3 separate regions of the Homo sapiens genome follow, and all the other regions are linked to region 1. A link is a loop called in an ENCODE intact Hi-C map of the cell type or tissue named here. Cell type or tissue: CD4-positive, alpha-beta T cell. All regions are shown on one strand. Region 1 overlaps ENDOU (endonuclease, poly(U) specific). Region 2 has its middle 17 kb from the start of ANP32D. Region 3 has its middle 35 kb from the start of SNORA2C.

Region 1 (8,000 bases):
GGGAGACCCAGGCCGAGATCAGCCGGAATCAGAGCCTATGCCTTTTCTGCTGTCCTTGTGTCCCCACTTTTTCTTACCATTCAGAAAACACAGGAAGGCTTGTTCACCTTGGACCATCAGGCTGGCATTCAAGATAAAGGCAATACCCAGCGTAGTAGCCATTTCATCTTCAAGTTTCTGATTTGCAACTCAGAACCCCTTTCCTATAGAAAAACATATTGGAAATGATGGTTAGGATTCCAGCTCAGCACACAAAATTCTGTTTAGCATAAAATGTGGCTGAATTCAGAACTCCATGGATTGCCAGCACTTAGAACACAACCTGACACATAGTAAGTGATCAGAAGATGTTTGTTGACTGAAGAATAACCTAACTGGTAGTTCTGATGGTAATAACTTTCCAGCAAACTCACTAGTAGATTCTGAATCACTTTGTAACAGTACTGTTTGTTGGGTGTGTGGAGGGGGTGCTGGTGGGGGGATTATTCCACTGTGTGATGAGAGAGGAACTCAGAGTCCCCAGGAACATTTCTCCCCCCTGCATCACCCCCAACCTCAAATCCACCCTTCTCCACCCAGAGCTGAGCTACAGTCACTCAGCTTGCAGGTGAAGGGAAAGGGGCAGCAATAGGAATGTGCTTTTCTGAACATGCCTTTTCCCTAGACACAGTCTTTGTGGCCATTTCCAAGTGGGGCAAAGAAAGAAGGGAAGTTGGAATCTCAGGAAACAGCTCTTATTCCTTGAGGCCCTGAGAGTTTACCCTGAGCTCTGACGAGAAGTTTTTCTAGGTACAGGATGTTCCTAAGTGAGGGCTTTGTCATTAGGACAGCATCAAGCCTCTATCCATCTGTCAACTTTTGTTAAATCAGAGTTTTCATCACCGAAGTCAGAGTTTTCAATCCAGATGTGTCACCTGGGGAAATTATTTTCCTTTTTTATAAGTTTTCTATAATGTGTCTTCCATTGGAAACATCTTCCATTTTCTGTTTTCATCATCATTATTTGGTGCCTGTCCATTGGACCCCAGCCCCTGTTCAGAATTTGCTTCCAGTGCCCTTGCTTGTCCCCTGAGGCTGGGGAAACAGAGAACCAGAAACCAAGCAGCAGGGGAATTCTCAGGTTGTTGGTGACTTTATTTTTCTATCTACCTGCAGAGGACCACAAAGAGTCAGAGCCATTGCCACAGCTGGAGGAAGAGACAGAAGAGGCCCTCGCCAGCAGTGAGCCTGCCTCCCCAAAGGGGGGCCCTCAAGATAAAGCAGGAGGGACATGAGGGTGACAAGCAGGGGCGGCCATGGCAGTGGCACCAGGCCCAGGCCTCAGCCAGATGAGAGAGGCTTGTTGGATTCTGGGAACCTGGGCAGGAAGAAGCCTGGGGGGGCTCAGCCAGCCTGGGGGGCCATGGGAGGAGGGTAGCTAGGAAAGAGAGCCTGAGGCCTGGAGAGGGAAGTGGAAGAGATTTTATTTTTAGAATGAGAAGATTAGAAAAACAGCAGGCCAGAAAGTAAAGTTCGGCATCAGAAAGGACTTCCTGACTGTGAAGGGTGTGCACGAATTAGGTTTGTTTGTTTTCCTTCCCTGGAGATCTTTACTGGGCAGAGTGAAGACAGCCAGGCTAGGGAGCGACAGCCTGTGGGGCGTTCAGAGCGACCTCTAGAGGTCAGCCCGGGACACACCACCCCTCTCTTCTCAGACTTGTACTCGGCACCCACCTCCTGCCAGGGCCGCTGCTACGAAGCCTTTGACAAGCACCACCAATGTCACTGCAATGCCCGCTGCCAAGAGTTTGGGAACTGCTGCAAGGATTTTGAGAGCCTGTGTAGTGACCACGGTTAGTCTTCTGCTCCCTTAGCTAAGCTGCAGAGACAGAAGGACTTTAGAGCAGGTTCTCAACATGTGGTCCCTGGACCAGCAGCTTCAGCAATGTCTGAGAACTTGTTAGAAACACAAACTCTGGGGCTTCACTCCGGGCCTACTTAATTAGAAACTCTAGGGATGGGACTCACTGTCCTGTACTACCAGGGCCTCCAGGTGGTTCTGATGCATGCTCAAGCGTGAGACCCCTTCTAGGGGGAAGGGGCGGGGGACATTCTGTGGGCAATGCCGTGTGGTGATTTTACACGTCCTTTAGGCTCTGGGCCCCTGTCCACCACTAGGGTGTCCAACTGTGGCCCCCCTCCCTCCTTGCTGGCTTCTTGAAGGTGCCCAGGAGGGGAGGTACACAGATAATTTCCTGCCCGCCCCCCTTTCCCTCTGGCTCTGAGGCCACCCCTCTTCCAATTCCTCCCAGAGGTCTCCCACAGCAGTGATGCCATAACAAAAGAGGAGATTCAGAGCATCTCTGAGAAGATCTACAGGGCAGACACCAACAAAGCCCAGAAGGAAGACATCGTTCTCAATAGCCAAAACTGCATCTCCCCGTCAGAGACCAGAAACCAAGTGGATCGCTGCCCAAAGCCGTGAGTTCCCACAATTCCTCTTTCTACCCCCTAAATCTTGCCCCTATCCTTGCTTCTTTCGATGTCTCGACTTTTTATCCTCAAGTCAGGCACGATCAAAGGGAGAGCAGAAAAAAAATAGTTCTCCAGAGACAAAGCCATCTTGAGGGACTGTGGATATCCAGTTGGGAGGGTTTCTGTGATTGGCCAGGCTGAGGATAGAACAGCTCTTCCAAAACATGAGGTGGAAGAAAAGTGACCTGATGTGTGACTTTCAAGAGTACCCGAAGTGCCCCCTCGGCTCCTGAACCCAGCCCTCGCCTGTCTGCCCCTGGCCTGTCTAGAAGTCTCTGGAGGGGTCGCTGCCCTGTGTTTGGGGCTCTCAGTGGGGCTCCCCTCTGCCTCCCCCAGACTCTTCACTTATGTCAATGAGAAGCTGTTCTCCAAGCCCACCTATGCAGCCTTCATCAACCTCCTCAACAACTACCAGCGGGCAACAGGCCATGGGGAGCACTTCAGTGCCCAGGAGCTGGCCGAGCAGGACGCCTTCCTCAGAGAGATCATGAAGACAGCAGTCATGAAGGAGCTCTACAGCTTCCTCCATCACCAGAGTGAGTGAGCACCCCCAGGCCCCAGAGCGCATGAGTCTGTCTGAGCGAAGCCAGGTGGGCGGGGGAGGGGAAGGTTAGGAGGGCAGGTGAGGAGGCGGTGGGGACTCTGTGGAGGTCAGTGTACATCTGGGAGGGATGAGGGATGAGGCCAGGGGGAAGCCAAGGAGAGGTTAGGAACCCAACCAGGAGCTGGCACATCCTCTGGCTGGCTGGCTTGGATATCACCCCACCTTTGACTTCATGTTAACTGCCTCATGCACGCCCACCCTCTGCTACAGTCTCAGGGTTCTCTGCCAGGTGTGAGCCTCCCCTCACATCCCACCCCCACCCAGAGCACGTCTCAGCCACCTCCGCGATCCTGGAGTCAGCACCATGTTTCAGACAGGTAGAGTCGCTGACTCTACTCCCTCCTCCCGCAATAAAGTCCAGGAATCGGGTTGGCTGAGTCCACCTTTTGGCTGGGGAAACAACATCAGAGAATCAACAAAGGTTCAGAGCGGGAAGTCCTATCGGGAAGAGTTGTGGTTGGAAAGCCTCCAGGTAGAGACACATTTGAGTCAGACCAAAAAAGATTTTGGCCGCAGGACTTCTTGGCATGGAGTTGTGTTTGTTACTGTCCTGCAGATTCCTTTCCCAACTCCAGGCAGCTGGGCTTTGTCTCAGGGGTGGCTCTGTCCGGGTCTTCCCTCGTTGTCCCTGAGAGTGCCTTGGCTCAGAGCTGCTGCCTCCCTTAAGAGTTGGTGACACTGTTTTTAGGTAAAGTGACAGCGACACAAGAGTGACTCTATGAAGAAGTTGCAATCCTGTGCTGCCCCCTGGCGTTCTCTTCGTAGTAAATACACAAGAGAATCTTGGAGGTCTAGACTGAGCAAGGGCTTTTCAAATGAGAGAAACGGAGGCCAGACAGGCTAGACTTATCTGAGGCCACAAATGAGTTGGAAGCGGAGCTGGGGCTGGAACTCAGGGTTCCGATGCCAAGGCCAGGCTGTCCCGTTACTAACTCTCTCCTCACCTCTCTCCTTGTCCAAATCCCACTTATCCTTAAAGTTCTATGATAATTCATATCCCACCGCATTTGTGAAGGCTGCACCTGCCCCAGCTCACTCTGGCTTTCGGCACCTCTGCAGAGTTTGGAGTGTGGTCCACAATAGCCTTGGGCCAGAGAGACTTGGTTTAAATCTTGGCTCTGCCACTTGCTAGTGACTTGACCCTGGGCAATTTATTTGACCTCTCTGGGACTTCCCTTTGAAATGGGGTTTTTGAGGATGACTGCTTATAAAGCACCCAGTAGAAAGCCTGGCACTCAGTCCTTGCTCAGTAAGGGGAACTATTCAGTGTGTGAAACCATTCTCTGTTATTTTATGTAGTCTTGTTTTCCAAATGTGTTTTAAGTCCTGGAAAGGAAGGAATATGTCTGGTATCTCTTTTGTATTCACCATATAAAATTGTGGGCAGTAAACAGTCAATCTTTGATGGTTCCCTCATTGAAATCTCCAGCCCTGAACTTTCCCAAGGGCCTTCTCAACATCTTCCACTTAGCTATCTAACTGATATTCACACAGAACCTAGTGTAGAAATAATTTTTGGTTCCCATCAAAAATACCTGCTCCTCTCTGGGTCTTCCCCATTTCATAAATGGCGGGCATAACCCATCCGGTTGCTCAGGCCAAAAGCCTAGTAGTTAGATGTAATTGTTCTCTTTACCTCAAAGTTCCCTACTCCCATCTCCTCCATCAGTAATGTAATGTCCATCACTCCCACTTCAAAATATGTCCTGGGCCTACTGCTTCTCTCTCCTCCTCCGGAGTTAACACCACCATCTAAGCCCCATCAACTTCTTACGTAGACAAAGCATGAGCCTCAAGACTGGTCTCTCTGCTTCCACTCATACCACCCCATTGCCTTTTTAACATACACAGCCAGGGTGATCTTTTAAAAGGTCCTATCATACAATTCCCCTGCTTAAAATCCTTCAGTGGCTCTGCACTACCAAGAAGCTATAGAGTTGTTAAAGAGATTGGTCTCTGGAGCTAGACTGAGTGGACTCAAGTGCTGTCTCTACCTTTCATTAACTGTGATCTTGCATGAGTTTTATACTTTGTCCGTCTCAGTTTCTTCATTTCTAAGTTGGGGATAATTAGTACCAAGCTTATATGAAGATTCAACGTGAGGATTCAGTGTTACATTGAAAGCACTTAAAATGGCAGGCACTAGGTGGACAGAAAGCAATTAGTAAATCTAAAACATTTTTTGTTTTATTTCTATTTGCCTGAGACCTGACCTTCTTGCCATGGCTTGAAGGATCTGACCCTTGGCTGCTTCTCAAACCTCCTCTCCTACCACTCTCCCCTCCTGCTCCAGCCTCACTGACTTCTTTTAGTTCTTTGAGTAGCAAACTCAAGTCTGCCTGGAGCCTTTGCTCTTGCAGTTCCCTCTACATGGAGGAATCTTCCCCACAGATCTTTGTGTAGCAAGTTCCTTATCCTTCAGCTCTCTGATCAGTGCTACCTTTTCACAGAGGCCTTTCTGATGTTCCTTTCTAGAAGACCCCCCCCCCCCGCCAACTTATGTGCCAGCCCTTTCCCGTCATTACGGGCTACTTTGCTTCATAGCACTGATCTGAAATCATATTTCTTATTGTTTACTTATTATTTGACTCCTCCAGTGGAATGTAATATAGATAGAGACCGTGTCCTTGCTATTCCCAGCTGAATCCTCAGCCTTTAGATCTGGATTTGGCACAAAATAGGCATCCCATAGATAATCATTGAATTAACAGCCGAACACATTTGTTGATTGAACCCACATGTTTCTTGACGTGTGGGAGCAAGTAGCTCTTCAGGTCTCTGTTTAGCGCTCCCAGGACCTGGCCCTGCCTCCCCTCTCCAAAACCCTTTGTGTTCCTCTGCAGATCGCTATGGCTCAGAGCAAGAGTTTGTCGATGACTTGAAGAACATGTGGTTTGGGCTCTATTCAAGAGGCAATGAAGAGGGGGACTCGAGTGGCTTTGAACATGTCTTCTCAGGTGGGAGCACTTTTCTTGGAAAGAAAGAGTTGGAGGGATGAAGAGGAATGGCTTTGCTCAGGAGCAGGGCAGCCCTGGGTGTGGATTAATCAGCAGTCCAGCCAGCTAGTAGGGAGGGACCCACGCACTCTCCCCTGCCCATATGGCAGGGGGGCGGGGGGGTGTCTGAGGAGCCATTCTGAGAAACAGTCTTTTCTGGAGTACCTAAGGGGGAAAGAAGACCAGATGCTGGGGCTCCCAAGGGGGTACATCTAGGACAAGACATGTGTCTGGGAGCAAGTTTGCCTACCTCTGAACAGTCCTTTGCTTCCAGGGCCTGGCCAGCTGCTTCCCAAGAGGGCCATGGTCTGTTCCCCCCTATTCTACCCCATAAAACTCCCACCAAGCCTGGCTTGCTGCTGGAGTAATGGCTGAGAGAGGTCATCAGGATCACCAGAAGGAAGGATTCTCCCAAGGGCTTGAGCCAGAAGGGGGGCCTTCCTGAGGTGAGAGATAGGACTGTGAGAGACTCTGGGGACTCACAGCAAGGGGTCAAGCAGCTAGAAGTCAGAGACTGGAGAAGGGGGAAGCCTTGGCATGGGGTGGAGAAAGGGGATTGGAGGGGAGGGTGGGGAAGGAGCCCAGATTATCCATCTTGGACTCTTTATTATAGGTGAGGTAAAAAAAGGCAAGGTTACTGGCTTCCATAACTGGATCCGCTTCTACCTGGAGGAGAAGGAGGGTCTGGTTGACTATTACAGTCACATCTACGATGGGCCTGTGAGTACACGGACTAGAAAAGCCTTGTCAGAGCCCAGATATCCTGCTCTCACTCTGTGTTCCAAACTGTCGACTTGCCTCTCAGCCTGACTCTCAGGGGGCAGCCCCAGGTGATTGTGACTATCACGTCCTCACCTGCTAGACAGCCACTTTAGCCAGCCAGGACACTGGAATTCCCTTCCAAACAGTGAAGGCTCTAGAACTGCAGGGGACAGGAGGCAGGAGGCACCATATCGGGGTGGGAGCCTGGGGCCTGGGGAGGATTCTCAGAGGGAAGAACAAAGATATGTAATTACTCCCTGCCTCAGTTTCCTTAGAACGTGGCTGAAAGTTTCAGCCTGGCTAGTTTGAGCTAAACTTCATACACTTTATAAGACAGAAACCTTTGCTGCCCGGTACCAGGAAATAATTTGGGGGCAGTAAACGATCCTTCTCTTCCATGTGTGAGGGCCACTGGGAACAGTGATATCCTTGATATCCAGAGGTGGATCCTATGGATAGTGATTTTGGCCTTTCTGGTAGATGTGCACTGGCAGCTCCAGGCAGAGGGTCCGGGTGGGCTCAGACACCTTAGCAAGGCAGACTGCCTCTTCTATTTAAAGAATCCAGTCTCCCTGGAAGGTTCACACAGGCCCCTAATGGACCCTCAACAAATACTGTCTGACTGTTGCCATTGGGCACCCGTTCTACTCCACTCTGTGGCACTCACCAGACCCCCTTTTCTGCCCTTCCCTCCACAGTGGGATTCTTACCCCGATGTGCTGGCAATGCAGTTCAACTGGGACGGCTACTATAAGGAAGTGGGCTCTGCTTTCATCGGCAGCAGCCCTGAGTTTGAGTTTGCACTCTACTCCCTGTGCTTCATCGCCAGGCCAGGCAAAGTGTAAGAATGGGGCCAGCCAGGCCTGGGGGCAGACTGGGGCTGCAGGCTGTCCTCAGCCATCACAGAGTCAAGAGACCTGGACTCTGCCACAAAGAGGCTGAGAGGGCTTGGACAAATCTGTGCTTTGGGCCTCAGTTCTCTTGCTTGAACAATTAAGTTTTTGGATTGGTTTGGTGGCTGCCAAACTTCATCTTAGCAGCAAAATTATCTCCCCTCATTCCCCCAAAGTGAAATCTTACGCAGGACCTTAATATATGAAATAGAAATGGAGTTGTCCTAGAGC
Region 2 (8,000 bases), 740 kb before region 1:
TACGATGGTTTCTGAGTCATGTGAGTCTTTCTAGAGAATAACTGAGCCTAAGAATGGTCTTGGGAATCCCTGACACAACCTTTAAATTTCAGTGACCGAAAATCGGAAAGTTCTATTTTTTTACTCACATGACATGTCCTCTCTAGATGGGCTTGGAGGAAGGGCTTTGCTCTGTATCATCTCCACCCAGATAACCAGGCTGAGGGAGCCTCCTCCTTCATCCTTCAGCATTGTTGAGATATGGAAAAAGAAACATGATGAATCACACTGTTTTAAAAACTTCTGCCTTGAACTGACACATCACCGCCACTCACTTTCCGTTGGCCCAAACTAGATATTTAGCTACACTTACCTTTGAGGCAGCTGAGAAGTTCCGTCTCACCGTGTGCTCAGACAGAGGACTGGAATATTGGTGAAAGCATTCCTGATTACCTCAGCACCTACAAGCTCTAAAAGTCCTGGCTTGAGTCTTCTACCACTGCGATAGCAGGACCTATCAAGCAGAGAAAAATGATTATAAGAATGAGGGAGAGCTAGGAAAGTGCAATTTCATAATATTTAAGCAAGTAAAGAAATAAAAGGAGAAAGGGGTAGTTACAATTTATCAAGAAGATTTTGGTGCAGAAAAAGTGTATGATTCCTGAAGAGGAGGATAGATGGAAGCCAGCTTACAGGAGGTTCAAAAAAGGAGCTGATGGGTAGGAAAGGATGTCAGCATGCTTGGACATCTGCTTGAAAAGTTGGGCAGCAAAGATGAGAGAAAATATTTGATAAGTTCTATTAAAATGCTTAAAATCTCTGAAAATCTAAGTAAGATAGTAATGTTTCAATGAAGACTAGAGGTCCATGACTGCTCATGCATGCTTAATCGTTTCAGTCTTTCCAAAATAGGAAGTGAGGTACCATCAGGATGAGGTATGAGGTTTGGTTTAAAAAAAAAAAAAGAACAATCAAGGTATCCTCTGTGGAGCAGGTGTCAGGCATAAAACAATAATGACTAGAGATCATGATGTTGATGGTAACACTAATATTTTGTAAACATTTATTAAACACCCATGTCTTGAGCACTAAGATACAAATTGGGAATAAAATAACTGGAGGAGACTGGTCCCTGTCCTTGAGAAGCTACTTTGTAGTTAACAGTAACGTTTGGGTGAGCCATGCAGTAAATAAGCATATGAATCAGGTATGGAGGTCAACAGAGAGGTGGTTGTTAAAATACAGCAGTAGAAAGGTGATATGAACAATTATGGGAAAGAGAAGCCTATTCTGTCCAAACACCCCGATAATAAAATTCCATGTATGTTTAACTCAAATACTGAGTTATGTGTTTTCAATGCATATAGCTCAGAGTTTTGACTGTTTAGATCCCTCTCCTGTACCAATCAACAAATATTCTCTAAATCCAGAATATTCTCCTCACTAGCTGCTGAGCAGTTGCAGTGAATGAGGCCAAGGGCAGTTTGTGCATTTAATTGACTCCAGCAGGTCAGGCTGGAGTTCACTAGGAAAGCCTCAAGGGTGTCTGCCTCCTTTTCTGCATTTCTGATATTTCTGCTGAGAGGAAGCCGAAAACAAGGTGGGCCTCTGGCCAGTTTCTTCAAAAGTCTGTAGGTGAGGGAAGTAAAGCACAGGCCACCCTTGCCTTCAGCAATTGTTCCTGGGCTCAGACACTGGGGAGCTGCTTCCTCAAACTCCTGTCAACTAAGCTTTCTGTGATCTGTCAGAGGAGGGAGAAGCTGCTGGGGCCTGAAGGGACAAGTGCCAACTTGCAATAAGGAGACCCTGGAACGCCAGGCAGAACATCACTCCCCAGTCATCCCGTCCTCTGGGTAATGATGCTCAATGGCCTCATAGCTGCTTCTCCCGCAGGACACAATTTCAGTGTCATTGTGGAGGTAGAGAATGCCACACAGAAAGAGGACCCAAAGCCAAGGAGGCAGCAGACTGGAGAGGCTCACAGCTTCTGGGCACCGAAGCCGAAGCTGACTTCCCCATCCCATTAGAGACAGGCTTGGAGGGGCCAAACACCATCAGAACAATTTTCCCTGGCAGAGAAGCCCGGGACTAGAGCAAATCCAACTTTGGGAGGCCGAGGCAGGCAGATCACAAGGTCAGGAGTTCGAGACCAGCCTGACCAACATGGTGAAAACCCGTCTCTACTAAAAATACAAAAATTAGCCGGGTGTGGTGGCAGACACCTGTAATCCCAGCTACTCAGGAGGTTGAGGCAGGAGCATCACTTGAACCCATAAGGCAGAGGTTGCAGTGAGCTGAGATCAAGACATCACACTCCAGCCTGGGCCACAGAGTGAAACTCCATCTCAAAAAACAAACAAACAAAAAAACTAAACAAAAATAAAAAACCACCACCACCACCACCACCACCACCAACAACAACAACAAAAAACTGCTTGTTGCATTCATTTGGCACCAAGCTTACGGCCCATTCTTCTGAGTTCGGGCCTGGGGCCCTACGGTCACCTCTCACTCTATACCACCCCCAGCTTGGTCTGATTCCATTTAATTTCATAGTCTATGGATTACCCACGATGTGCTGGGGACATATTACACAGAGACCACATATTAATAGGGGAGACAGACACAAGTAACTACACACTAAACTTAATGCATGATTTAGGAGCTACAAAGTATCTAGAAACCACCAAGAAAGGAAAGATTTTAACAGTAGGATCACATCTAAATATTCAGCATCCTATGAAAGATTCTTGGCAGACTGGTCCTCATAATGGTGATAATATGCTTTCCTTGATTTGAAGATGCACACTTTTCGTACTTTGGTGTTTCTGAGATTCAGCTGCTTCTTACAATTGATGTGTGCATTTAATGTGGTTTATTCTGCTTGCCAAAGAAGAAAAAAGCTGATAATTAACAGATAGTTCAGTTTTTTCAACTGATGAGAACCTAGACAGAGGGAAATATATTAATAATAACACAGCACTAATGGGCTAGACAATATGCTAAATGTTATGTGAACATCTCATTTCATCCTCACAACCAACCTAACATGGAGAACAATTGTCAAAGCCATTTTCCAGGCAAAGAAACAAAGAGAAATAGCTTTCCCAAGGTCACGGCAGGCGAGGAGCAGAGTTGGGATTCAAATTTAACCCTCTTTGGCTCCAGAGTCCATGATCTTAATCTCAAATGCTACCTGTTCACATCTCTCTTCCTTTACTAAACTGGTTCCTCTGCCGGGAAGACTTCTGCCACTCCTCGTTCTAAGACTTGCTTCTCTAGATAAGGCAGGGTCAAATGGTATCTTTCCTGTAACTATTTCCCTGACCACTTGATACAGCTTGAATTTTTCCTCCTCTGAACTCCCATAGCAATCTTGTCACACTGGTAGAGTATAACTTACTATACTGCATTACAGCTGTCAGTATAACTTTATTCCTCATTACAGTGTGAGTGTCTTAAAGGCAGAGACTCTCTCCTACTCGTCTTTATATACCCAGGGCCCAATACAGTGCCTGGAAAACAATTGTTGTTGGCTGAGCTGCTTAAAAAATGTGTTTTCCCTACTTCGTTGAGATATAGAGAAAGCTTTACAGACTTTTAAATGATAATTTATTGAGTACAAACTACTGACATAATATTAGCTAAGAGCTTTATATGCTCTTATACTTTTTGTGAGAAGAAATGAGATAATCAGTGTAAAACACTTAAAATAGCGTATGGCACATGGTAAGGATTCAATCACGTTATTTTTTAATTATTATCACTATTTAACCATTGTGAAAATTCACTGAGTAGTTACTATGATTGTTAGTGTTCTATAAATAAGGCAACTGAGTAATAGAAGGCGAAGAAACTTATTCACTGTCAAACAGACAATGAAGGACAGATTTTGATCATTTATGTGTATGTATCAAATCTTACCTCATGGATACATTTTTCATAATTTTACACAGTGCAGGGGGTATCTCTGCCTGTTCTCTAGACTTCCAGTGCCTGTTAGCTCTTCTGTACAATCATGTTGGAGCTGCTCACTGATCTTTAGGTGCTGCTCAACTCCAGGTTTTCTTGTTATTTAAATCTTTTCTTCAGCCTCTCTGCTCCAAAACCTGGAAGATCTGAAAGAAAAACTTGGCTGAATATGGTTGTGTCTCTGACAAAGACTGCTGTTCTGCTGACGTTTCTCTGAGATCTGTAACAACTCTGTCTGCATCCCAAGCCATGGGTTTGGTGAGCTGCTTAAAATTGGCAGTCAAAACTCTGATTTGACCATAAAGACATATGTATGCATATGTTCATCACAGCGCTTTTCACAATAGCAAAGACATGGAATCAACCTAGATGCCCATTAACAGTGGACTGGAAAAAGAAAATGTGGTATATATACACCATAGAATACTATGCTGCCATCAAAAAGAATAAAATCATGGCTTTTGGAGCAACATGGATGCAGCTGGTGGCCATTATCCTAAATGAACTAATACAGGAACAGAAAACCAAATCGTGCATGTTCTTATTTATAAGTGGGAGGTAAACATTGAGTACACAGGGACACAAAGAGGAGAACAATAGACACTGGGGCCTACTTGAGGTTGGAGGATGGGATTGAAAAACTGCCTGTCTGGTACTATGCTCACTACCTGGATGATGAAATCATTTGTACACCAAACTCCAGTGACACGCAATTTACCCACATAACAAACCTGCACAGGTACCCTCTGAACCTAAAAGTTGGAAGGAAAAACAAACCCAAAAGGAAGCCCCTATGATTTGAAGAAACTTGCAGTAGTCAAAACTTGTCATTCTAAAGTTGAGCCACAAGGAAGCAGTAGTGTCCTAGCTGTAAGGTCTGAAGATGCTGGCATATTTATTCTAATGCCTTCCCTAGACTTACAACCTTAAGCTTTGCATATTTCATTTACTAAGTTACTATAGTTACCCAACAGTATTTGTAAAATATGATACTTGGAATTTATGTTACAAAGAAATAATTTCAATCTTAAAAAGAGAGTCAAAGTATAATTTTGCATTTTTCTTTTAACACTTATTTTATGCTGCATAACTTTCCTCTGAGGCTGCATTAAATAAAGAAGGAAAGAGATAGAGAAGAAGGGGCAGGAGGACAGAAAGCAGGCCACAGGCTTTATTCTTAGCAATCAGACCTGCTCAGGCAAACCCCACATCTCCTAGGCCTTTCTAATCTGCCTGCAGTTTGTGATAGTCTTCATCTTTTTTCTATGTCAGGTAAAAATGACTATGCAGCCTGTCCAATCTGATTAATCGAATTAAAGAACAGTCTTGGCCGGGTGCGGTGGCTCAAGTCTGTAATCCCAGCACTTTGGGAGGCCGAGGTGGGCAGATCACGACGTCAGGAGATGGAGACTATCCTGGCCAACATGGTGAAACCCTGTCTCTAGTAAAAATACAAAAAAAATTAACTGGATGTGGTGGTGTATGCCTGTAGTCCCAGCTACTTAGGAGGCTGAGGCAGGAGAATCACTTGAACCCAGGAGGCAGAGGTTGCAGTGAGCTGAGATCGCACGACTTCTCGCCAGCCTGGCAACAGAGTGAGACTCCGTCTCAAAAAAAAAAAAAAAAAAAACAAACAAAAAAAGAGAGAGAGAGAGAGAACTGTCTTGATTTTCCTTCCTATAATTTAGAGCCCCTGATTTATTTTTCAACAATAACAGGAGTTCCCTGACCTCATGGTATCCTGATGCTCCAAAGTTACAGAAGGCTTCAAGTACAATGAATCTAAATCAAAAGAAGGCACTTCTTTTTTCAGTTTGGTTGAGAAGTAAAATATCACCTTCTTTGTTTTCTCAAGGTCAGAATAAATGAGCTGTGAACGATTACATGTATATGGATATGGATAGGTAGGTAGATAGATGAATATAGATATATGATATTATGCTTATATGTTTCATATATATTGTGTGTGTGTGTTTGATACAGGCAATGTGCAAAATATTTTGTTTTATTCTTTAAAAGATACCTTAGGTTTAAATAAACTTGAGGATAAATCCTGGCTCTTCATTATCTTTAAATTTCTAGCTGTGAGGCACTGGGCAAATTAGTTTCTTTGAATATCAGAACATGAATATACACATATATATGTGTATATGTGTATATATATGTATATATATGTGTATATATATGTATGTGTATATATATACACATTTATTTATTTCCAACTTTTACTTTAAGTTCAGGGATACATGTGCAGGATGTGCAGGTTTGTTGCATAGGTAAACACTTGCCATGGTGGTTTGCTGCACAGATCATCTCATCACCCAGGTATTAAGCTCAGCATCCACTAGCCATTCTTCCTGATCCTCTCCCTCTTCCCATCCCCCACCCTCCAACAGGCCCCAGTGTGTGCTGTTGCCCACTGTGTATCCACGTGTTCTCATCATTCAGCTCCCACTTATAAGTGAGAACATGTGGTGTTTGGTTGTCTGTTCCTGCATTAGTTTGCTAAGGATAATGGTCTCCAGCTCCATCCATGTTCCTGCAAAGAACATGATCTCGTTCCTTTTTATGGCTGCATAGTATTCCATCATGTATGTACCACATTTTCCTTATCCAGTCTATCATTGATGGGCATTTAGCTTGATTCCATGTCTTTGCTATTGTGAATAGTGCTTCAGTGAACAGACATGTGCATGTGTCTTTATAACAGAATGATTTATATCCCTTTGGGTATATACTCAGTAATGGGATTGCTGGGTTGAATGATATTTCTGTCTCTAGGTCTTTGAGGAATCATCACACTGTCTTCTACAATGGTTGAACTAATTTACACTCCCACCAACGGTGTAAAAATGTTTCTTTTTTGCCACAATCTTGCTAGTTCTGTTATTTTTAATAATAGACATTCTGGTGTGAGATGGTATTTCATTGTGGTTTTGATTTGCATTTCTCTAATGATCAGTGATGTTGAAGTTTTTTTCATATGTTTGTTCATCACATGTATGTCTTCTTTTGAGATGTATTTGTTCATGTCTTTTGCCCACTTTTTAATGGAGTTGTTTGTTTTTTCTTGTAAATTTGTTTAAGTTCCTTATAAATGCTGGATACTAGACCTTTGTCAGATGCATAGATTGCAAAAATTTTCTTCCATTCTGTAGGCTGTCTATTTACTCTGTTGATAGTTTTTGTTGTCGTTGTTGTGTTTTTTTCTGTGCAGAAGCTCTTTAGTTTAATTAGATCCCATTTGTCAATTTTTGCTTTTGTTGCAATTGCTTTTAGCATCTTTGTCATGAAATCTTTGCCTGTGCCTATGTCCTGAATGGTATTGCCTAAGTTTTCTTGTAGAGTTTTTACAGTTTTGGGTTTCACATTTAAATCTGTAATCTATCTTGAGTTGATTTTTGCATATGGGGTGAGGAAGGGGTCCAGTTTCAACTATCTGCGTATGGCTAGGCAGTTCTCCCAGCACCATTTATTAAATAAGAAATCCTTTCCCCATTGCTTGTTTTTGTAAGATTTGTTGAAGATCAGATGCTTGTAGGTGTGTGGTCTTATTTCTGGGTTCTCTATTCTGTTCCATTGATTTATGTGTCTGTTCTTGTACCAGTACTAGGCTGTTTTGGTTACTGTATCCCTGCAGTATAGTTTGAATTTGGGTAGAGTGATACTTCCAGCTTTGTTCTTTTTGCTTAGGATTGTCTTGGCCACTTGAGTTCTTTTTTGGTTCCACATGAATTTTAAAATAGGTTTTTCTAATTCTGTGAAGAATATCAATGGTAGTTTAATGGGAATAGCATTGAATCTATAAATTATTTTGGACAGTATGGCCATTTTCACAATATTGATTCTTCCTATTCATAAACATGGAATGTTTTTCTATTTGTGCCATTTCTGATTTCTTTGAGCAGTGGTTTGCAGTTCTCTTTGAAGAAGTCCTTTGCTTCCCTTCTTAGCTGTATTCCTAGGTATTTTATTCATTATGGCAATTGTGAATGGGAGTTCATTGTGATTTGGCTGTTGGCTTGCCTGTTGTTGGTGTATAGGAATGC
Region 3 (8,000 bases), 900 kb before region 1:
CCAGCTGGATTTCTGGGTCGAGTCGGGACTTGGAGAACTTTTCTAACAAGAGGATTGTAAAATGCACCAATCAGCGCTCTGTAGCTAGGATTGTAAAACGCACCAATCAGCACTCTGTGGCTAGCTAGAGGTTTGTAAAATGTGCCAGTCAGCACTCTGTAAAAACGCACCAATCAGCGCTCTGTGTCTAGCTAAAGGATTGTAAATGCACCAATCAGCACTCTGTGTCTAGCTAAAGGATTGTAAATGCACCAATCAGCACTCTGTGAAATGGACCAATCAGCACTCTGTAAAATGGACCAGTCAGCAGGACATGGGAGAGGCCAAATAAGGGAATAAAAGCTGGCCACCCCAGCCAGCACCGGCAACCCACTCAGGTCCCTTTCCACGCTGTGGAAGCTTTGTTCTTTCACTCTTCACAATAAATCTTGCTGCTGCTCACTCTTTGTGTCTGCACCACCTTTAAGAGCTGTAACACTCGCTGCAAAGGTCCGCGGGTTCATTCTTGAAGTCAGCGAGACCACAGACCCACCAGAAGGAAGAAACTCCAGACACATCTGAAGGAACAAACTCTGGACACACCATCTTTAAGAGCTGTAACACTCACTGTGAAGGTCTGCGGCTTCATTCTTGAAGTCAGCAAGACCAAAAGCCTGCTGGAAGGAACCAACTCTGGACACAGTGTGACCTCTAAGGGCTAAATCAACAGTCTTTCTACCCTGGCCTGGGTTAGGACCCTGGGGTCCCGCTTTGATCTCTTAGCAGGGAGGAGGCAAGAAGAAACTGATATATAACTCTGTAGGTATTCTGTCCTGTTTAGTTGGATAGTTTAACATCACAGATTAACATAAAACCAGGTCAGATCCCTTCAAGATAATGGAGACAGACTAAAATGCAGCTGAATGACAAATGTAAATAGGAAATCCCACTGCAGTACTATAGCACCGAGTTTCTTCCATAGCAAGCAGAGAGCAGATCTGGGCCAGGAGGAGGACAGCACAGGCTCTGGGCTGGGGCTGAGATTTTCTAGGAACAGACTGGCATGGCTCTTCCTGGAAAAAACTGGACAAGTGTGTGACATTGGCAGAAGAGAGGCAGAGTAGAGAGTCTTAGGTGTAGAAAAGGTGACTCAGTCTCAAACAAAGTCTCCATAAAGCTTATAATACCTCAATATGAGCAGTAAAACTTCCTGGTCAGTCCTTCAGGATAAACTAGTTTCAAAATGTACTTGTAGATAACTACATGAACTAGTATTCTCAATAAGGCTGTTAGCTAAATCCAGTAAGATGTTGGACGATATGTAATAAAAATAAAGTTTGGCTTTGGAATAACTGATCATCCTAAGCCATCCTTCATGAAGATAATTGGAAAACCAAGCCAACTGTCTTTCAAGACTAATCTTAGATCATGAAAAAAAAAATGTCAACAATACATACACATTATAATAACTCTGCTATTAAAAATTTATTTCTAGTTTTTAATGCACTTTTTATATAGCTATAATTATTATCATATGTACAATTTGAATCCTGATGCTTCACCTAACATTTTATTATAAGCATGTTATATATCCCACATTTAAAATAATAATATAATATTCATTATGTAGCTGTAGCACAATTTGCCTAACCATTTTTTTCAGGGAATCTTTGGGTTGGGAGGGACTGTAAGCTATATATAGGCCAACATTTCACTAAGAGGGGAGGTTATTTATTCTCTTTGTATGTATTTCAACTGAAAAGAAGACAGTGTCTTTTTAGGGTATCTCAGTGTTTCAACAAATTAAAAATTTTAAAACATTTATTTAACATTAGTATTTTTGAGCAATGCATCATTATTGCATACATTTATGGGATACACTATGATATATGTATAAATGTGGCAGGATTAAATCAAGCTAATTAACATATCCATCACCTCACTTACCTATCATTTTTTTTTATGGTGAAGCATTTGAAATTTATGCCCTATTTTGAAATAAATAACACATTATTATTGACCATATTCACGCCACTGTTGCAATAGATCCTAAGACCTATTCTTCCTACCTGAAACTTTGTACCCTTTGATCAACAACTCCCCATTCCCTCCATCTCCACCCCTTTCCCCAAACTCTGGTAACCATCCTTTTAGTTTCTACGTCTGTGAGATCAACTTTATTAGATTTTACATATAAGTGAGATCATGAAGTATTTGTCTTTTTGTGCCTGGCTTATTTCACTTAGCATAATGTCCTACAGATTTATCAACACTGTTGCAAATGATAGGATGTCCCCCCTTTTAAGGCTGAATAGTATTCCATTGTGTATATATGTTACATTTTCTTTATCCATTCACCTGTTGATGGACACTTAGGTTGTTTTCATATCTTGACTGTTGGGAATAATGTTGCCATGAACAGGAGGGCACAGCTATTCCTTTGACATATTTGTTTCAGTTCCTTTGGATATATATCCAGAAGTGGGATTAATGAGTTGTATGGTAATTCTATTTTAGTTTTTTGAGGAACCTCCATATCATTTTTCATAATGGCTTTACTAATTTGCATTCCCACCATCAATATATATGAGTTCCCTTTTCTCCACATCCTCTCCAACACTTGTTATCTTTCATCTTTTTGATAAAAGTCATTCTAACAGGTATGAAGTGATATCTCATTGTGGTTTTAATTTGCGTTTCCCTAATAATTAGTAACGCTGAGCAGTTTTTCATGTATTTATTGGTCATTTATATGACTTTTGAGAAATGTCTGTTCAGGTCCTTAGCCCATTTTTTAATTGGGTTAACTTATAAATAAACGTTTTGGAGCTCCACACATGTTAGGCATTATTGGATGATCAAGACATAGGATCTGCCTGCAGATTAACTATGGTACAGTATGGAATATGTGACAACTGCTACAAAAGAGCTGCATAGTTTATTGAGAAGGGATTAAGGGAAGTTAATGGAGAAAGTGGAATATGCACTAGAATGTAAAACAGTAGAGGTTTTAGAAAGTTAAAAATGAGGGGGCTGGGCATGGTGGCTCAAGCCTGTAATCCCAGCACTTTAGGAGGCCAAGGCGGGTGGATCAGAAGGTCAGGAGATCAAGATCATCCTGGCCAACATGGTGAAACCCTGCCTCTACTAAAAATAGAAAAATTAGCTGGGCTTGTTGGTGGGCGCCTGTAATCCCAGCTACTCAGGAGGCTGAAGCAGAAGAATCGCTTGAACCCGGGAGGCAGAGGTTGTAGTGAGCCAAGATTGTGCCACTGCATTCCAGCTTGGGCGACAGAGTGAGACACCATCTCAAAAAAAAAAAAGAAAGTTAAAAATGAGGGTAAGGTTTTCAGCTTCCACCCATGACGGAGTGACTGGTACCAGTCTAGTCCTCCTGATGTAAACAACTACAAAATGGACAACACATAAAATATCTGTTTCCAGCTACTGGAAAACATATAGCACAGAACCTTAATTCCTTAGAGAAGGGAAGTCCTACCATCACATTAGTTTTTCTGTCTTGACTCACTTTCCAGACCTGGAATCCAGGAGGGCCTAAGCTGAGGAGACAGAGATCAGAGTTTGGAGAGGCAGAGATTGTTTAAATTTGTAGGGCAGAAGAGGAGGGAGGTATAGTGAGAAAGAATTTCAGAAACCTATGTAGGAATCTCATGAGACTTTGGCTGAATATTACTAGGAGCTGTAAGTTAAGTAACCACTAGAACTCATACAGAATGGGAGATGTTAGAGCTCCAACCATTCAGGCTGGAGAGATCTCATTGAAAACTGGGGGTATGCAGCAGATATCTCAGAAAGGTCACACCTTAGGTATAGGTATAAATCAGTCGAAGAATAAAAGCTAATCTAGACCTATTCGAACAAAACTTAAAAACAAAGCTTGAAAAGATTAAACTGAACCTTAAGTATCTTAACTGTCTACTAGAACAAGGCCAAGTGGATCACAAGGTCAGGAGTTTGAGACCAGCCTGACCAATATGGTGAAACACCCTCTCTAGTAAAAATACAAAAATTAGCCGGGCGTGGTGGTGGGCGCCTGTAATCCCAGCTAGTCAGGAGGCTGAGGCAGGAGAATCGCTTGAACCTGGGAGGCGGAAGTTGCAGTGAGCCGAGATCGCGCCACTGCACTCCAGCCTGAGCGACAGAGGATCCATCTCAAAAAAAAAAAAAAAACAAAAAACAACAAAAAAAAAAACCCAAAATCCAGACACGCAACAACAGGATATCCATAATGTCCAGCCTCTAATAGAACGATTAGTAGAAATACAAAGAAGCAGATAAATGTGACCACTAACCAGAGAAAAATGATAAAAGACATGAGCAAGATGGCAGAATAAGAAATTCCAGACCCTCTTTCTTCCATGAGAACATGAACTTAACAATATATAAACCTGTTTGAAGAATCCAGAAATCAGTTAATAGGTTCTTGCCCCTCAGTCGAGTGCGAAGGCAACCCTATCAAAACTTAGCAGGAAAATTTATGACATTCACTCACCCTTCCCTCTGGCACGGCATGACATAATCTGAAGGATACCTCCAACTCTCCACTTCTTCCTGGGAAGGGAAAGGAGTGAAATGTGCACCCAACATTCTGACTTATGAAGATGCTGTTGAGGGAGCTGCCCAAATTTAAGCACTGACAGGAACAGTGCTCAGGTTGGGGCTGGTTAAGGACAAAGGTGATCAACGTGGTTTGTTCCAGCACCAGAATCTGCAGTACCACAGACAAACACTAGGTGGAACTCCAGTACCGCAGCTTTCTACAGCACCCGAGAAGCGGCAGCATTGCAGACAGACACAAGAGCTCCTGAGTAGAAGAAACTGGCAAACATCTTCATTTAGGTTGACTATGGTGAAGCAAATTTTCATATCCATCATCTCATGCAGTTACTCATGGTTTTTGTTTTTGTGGCAAGAGCAGCTAAAATATACTCATTTAGCTTGAATCCCGTATAGAGTACAATTTTATTACCTGTGATCCTCATGTTTTATGTACATTTGATCTCTAGATTCGTTCATCCTATATATCTGCCACTTTGCATTCTCTGACATACATCTCCTCATTTCCTCCTCACACCTGCTCCCGGTAACCAGCGTTTTGTTCTGTAATAAATGAACTTTAAATATAAATATAAACATGAGAATATGTCATGAAAATGATTATCATAAGAAAGTTGTACTTGTCAAGGTGATTAAAGTAAAACAACAACAACAACAACAAAGAAAGCTGTAGTGGTTGTATTAATGTAAGACAAAATAGAGTTCCAAACAAGAAATTTTCTAGGAATAAATAAGAATTTATATAATGATAACGAGTTAAATTCATCAAGAAGGTAGAACAATCTGAAATGTGTGTGGACTCAATAACAGAGCTTCAAAATGAAGTGAATGAGGGAAAAACTGATAGAGCTGAAATGACTACAGTTGGATATTTCAACGTTCTTCTCTCAAGCATTTATTCAACGAGTAGTCAGAAAATCAGTATGTATGTAGAAAACTTACAAAACACTATCAACCAACTTGATATGATTGACATTTATAGTACACTTCATGTATAACAGCAAGAAAGACTTTCTCACCAAAATAGACCATATGCTGGGCTATAAAACAAAACTCAATAAATTTCAAAGAATTAAGATAAAGCTGAATATTTTCTATTACCACAAGGGGAGTAAATTAGAAATAAACAACAATAAAATATCTAGAATTTAAGCAACATACTTTTATTTTATGATGATTTTTTTTTTTTGAGATGGAGGCTCGCTCTGCCACCAGGCTGGAGTGCAGTGATGCGATCTCGGCTCACTGCAACCTCTGCCTCCTGGGTTCAAGTGATTCTCTTGCCTCAGCCTCCCGAGTAGCTGGGACTACAGAGACACACCACCACACCCGGCTAATTTTTTGTATTTTAGTACAGACGGGGTTTCACCATGTTGGCCAGGCTGGTCTCAAATTCCTGACCTCATGAACCCGCCTCGGCCTCCCAAAGTGCTGGGATTATAGATGTGAGCTGGGATTATAGATGTGCGCCCAGCCTATTATTATGATTTTTTGAGAGACATAGTCTCACTCCGTTGCGCAGGCTGCAGTGCAGTGGTGTGATCATAGCTTACTGTAACCTCAAACTCCTGGACTCAAATAATCTTCCTGTTGCAGCCTCCTGAGTGGCTGGGACTAGAGGCATGTGCCACTATATCTGCTTAATTAAGTTTTTTTTTTTTTTGTAGAGACAAGGTCTTGCTATATTGCCCAGGCTGGTCTCAAACCCCTGGCCCCAAAAAATTCTCCTGCCTTGGCCTCCCAAAGTGCTGGGATTACAGGCATGAGCCATTGTGCCTCGCATGCAATGTGTGTTTAAATAACCCATGAGTAAAGGAAGAAATCACAAGGGAAATTAGAAAATATTTTGAACTAAATTATAATAATTACATATGAAAAATTGTGAAATGCTGCTAAATCAGTGCTTAGAAGAAACTTTATGTCTTTAAATGCTTATGTTAGAAAGATAAATATTTAAAACCAATAATTTAAGCTTCCACTTTAACAAGGTAGATCAGGAAAAGCAAGATGGACTCAGAGTAAATAGAACAGAGAAAATAACAAAGAATGGAAATCAATGAATATAAAGGAGAAAAACCAATAAAACAAAAATTAGTTTTTAAAAATTTGAAACAGGGTATTGTTCTGTCATTCAGGCTGGAGTGCAGTGATATGATCATGGCTCACTGCAGCCTCAACCTCTTGGGCTCAGGTGATCCTCCCATCTCAGCCTCCCAGGTAGCTGGAACTACAGGTATACACCACCATGCCTGGCTAATGTTTTAGATTTTTTGTAGAGTCAGGGTTTCACCATGTTGCCCAGGCTGGTCTTGGACTCCTAGGCTCAAGTGGTCTGGCCTTCCAAATTGCTGGGATTACAGGCAAAAAATTAGCTCTTTGAAAAAAATCAATAAAATTGATAAATTATCAGCTAAATTGACTTAAACCCAGACAAACACAAATTATCAATATCAATAAACAAAAGAAGAGGTATCACTACAAACCCTACAGATATTAAAAGAATTAAAAGGCAGTATTATGAACAACCTTATGCCAATACATTTGACAATTTAAATAAAATTTTTAAATTACTTGAAAGATGCTAATGACCAGAATGACATAAGAATTAATACAAATCTGAATAATCTTATATCTATAAAAGAAATTAAACTCATAATTGCTGTAGTTTGGTAGACTCAGCCATTCCAGTCTGCTGGTTTTGGAGAATATAAAGTCTGGATGAGGAAAAGTCCCTCACAAAGCAACACAGCCACCTTGCCAGACTGTGGTCAGACTGCTTCTTTAAGCGGGACCCCAGTTCATTCTTCCTCACTGGGTGCAACCTCTCTGTGGGAGCTTCAGCCACTCCAGCTAGGGTTCTACAGAAAAAGCTCTGATCTCTCCCTGGGATAGAGCCCCTGGGGGAGGTGCAGCTGCTGTCTTTGTGGTTTGGTTGACTCAGTCTTTTCCAGCCTATCGGCTTTGGAGAATACAAACAGTCTGGACAAGGAAGGGCTCCCCCCAGTGCAGCACACCTGCTCTATCAAAAAGCAGTCAGATTGCTTATTTATTTATTTATTTTTGAGACGGAGTCTCACTCTGTCCCCCAGGCTGGAGTGCAGTGGCATGATCTCGGCTCATTGCATGCTCCACCTCCCAGGTTCATGCCATTCTCCTGCCTCAGCCTCCCGAGTAGCTGGGACTACAGGCACCTGCCACCACACCTGGCTAATTTTTTTTTTTTGTTTTTTTTTAGTGGAGATGGGGTTTCACCATGTTAGCCAGGATGGTCTCGATCTCCTGACCTCGTGATCCACCTGCCTCGGCCTCCCAGGGTGTTGGATTACAGGCATGAGCCCACTGTGCCCGGCACAGATTGCTTATTTAAGTGGGTCCCTGATCCCATTCCTCCTGACTGGGTGAGACCTCCCAACAGGGGTCTCCAGACACCTCCTACCAGTGTG

The links. Hi-C counts contacts between places; a loop is a spot of excess contacts. Peaks named below come from ENCODE experiments on the same cell type or tissue, not always from the same donor. Only the 100,000 strongest peaks of a DNase experiment are listed, where the experiment ranks them.
Region 2: a loop joins it to region 1, with 6 times the contacts of the local background. A loop is called at or near these places in 2 of 110 quality-filtered maps.
Region 3: a loop joins it to region 1, with 3 times the contacts of the local background. A loop is called at or near these places in 4 of 110 quality-filtered maps.

Annotation. Positions count from the first base shown.
Region 1 is chr12:47,711,350-47,719,349 of GRCh38, reverse strand. ENDOU (endonuclease, poly(U) specific) reads left to right here. Exons shown (of 10, transcript NM_001172439.2): 3 at 1,156-1,221; 4 at 1,695-1,832; 5 at 2,292-2,460; 6 at 2,851-3,050; 7 at 5,962-6,075; 8 at 6,728-6,834; 9 at 7,575-7,717. RPAP3-DT (RPAP3 divergent transcript) reads right to left here. Exons shown (of 4, transcript NR_183480.1): 2 at 78-203. Among named protein-coding and RNA genes, the nearest start is that of RPAP3-DT, 9.3 kb to the right of the region's middle. RefSeq lists enhancers at 1,105-1,154, 1,495-1,614. In CD4-positive, alpha-beta T cell, CTCF peaks have their summits at 1,457 (motif pointing right), 1,663, 3,664 and 3,871 (motif pointing left); DNase peaks (open chromatin) are centred at 1,239, 1,649, 3,859, 4,299 and 1 weaker place.
Region 2 is chr12:48,451,678-48,459,677 of GRCh38, reverse strand. It overlaps a transcript of C12orf54 not described here. Among named protein-coding and RNA genes, the nearest start is that of ANP32D, 17 kb to the left of the region's middle. In CD4-positive, alpha-beta T cell, a CTCF peak has its summit at 4,820; a DNase peak (open chromatin) is centred at 4,807.
Region 3 is chr12:48,615,371-48,623,370 of GRCh38, reverse strand. No RefSeq gene overlaps it. Among named protein-coding and RNA genes, the nearest start is that of SNORA2C, 35 kb to the left of the region's middle. In CD4-positive, alpha-beta T cell, CTCF peaks have their summits at 4,529 and 4,731 (motif pointing right); a DNase peak (open chromatin) is centred at 4,750; H3K27me3 peaks cover 1,077 bases.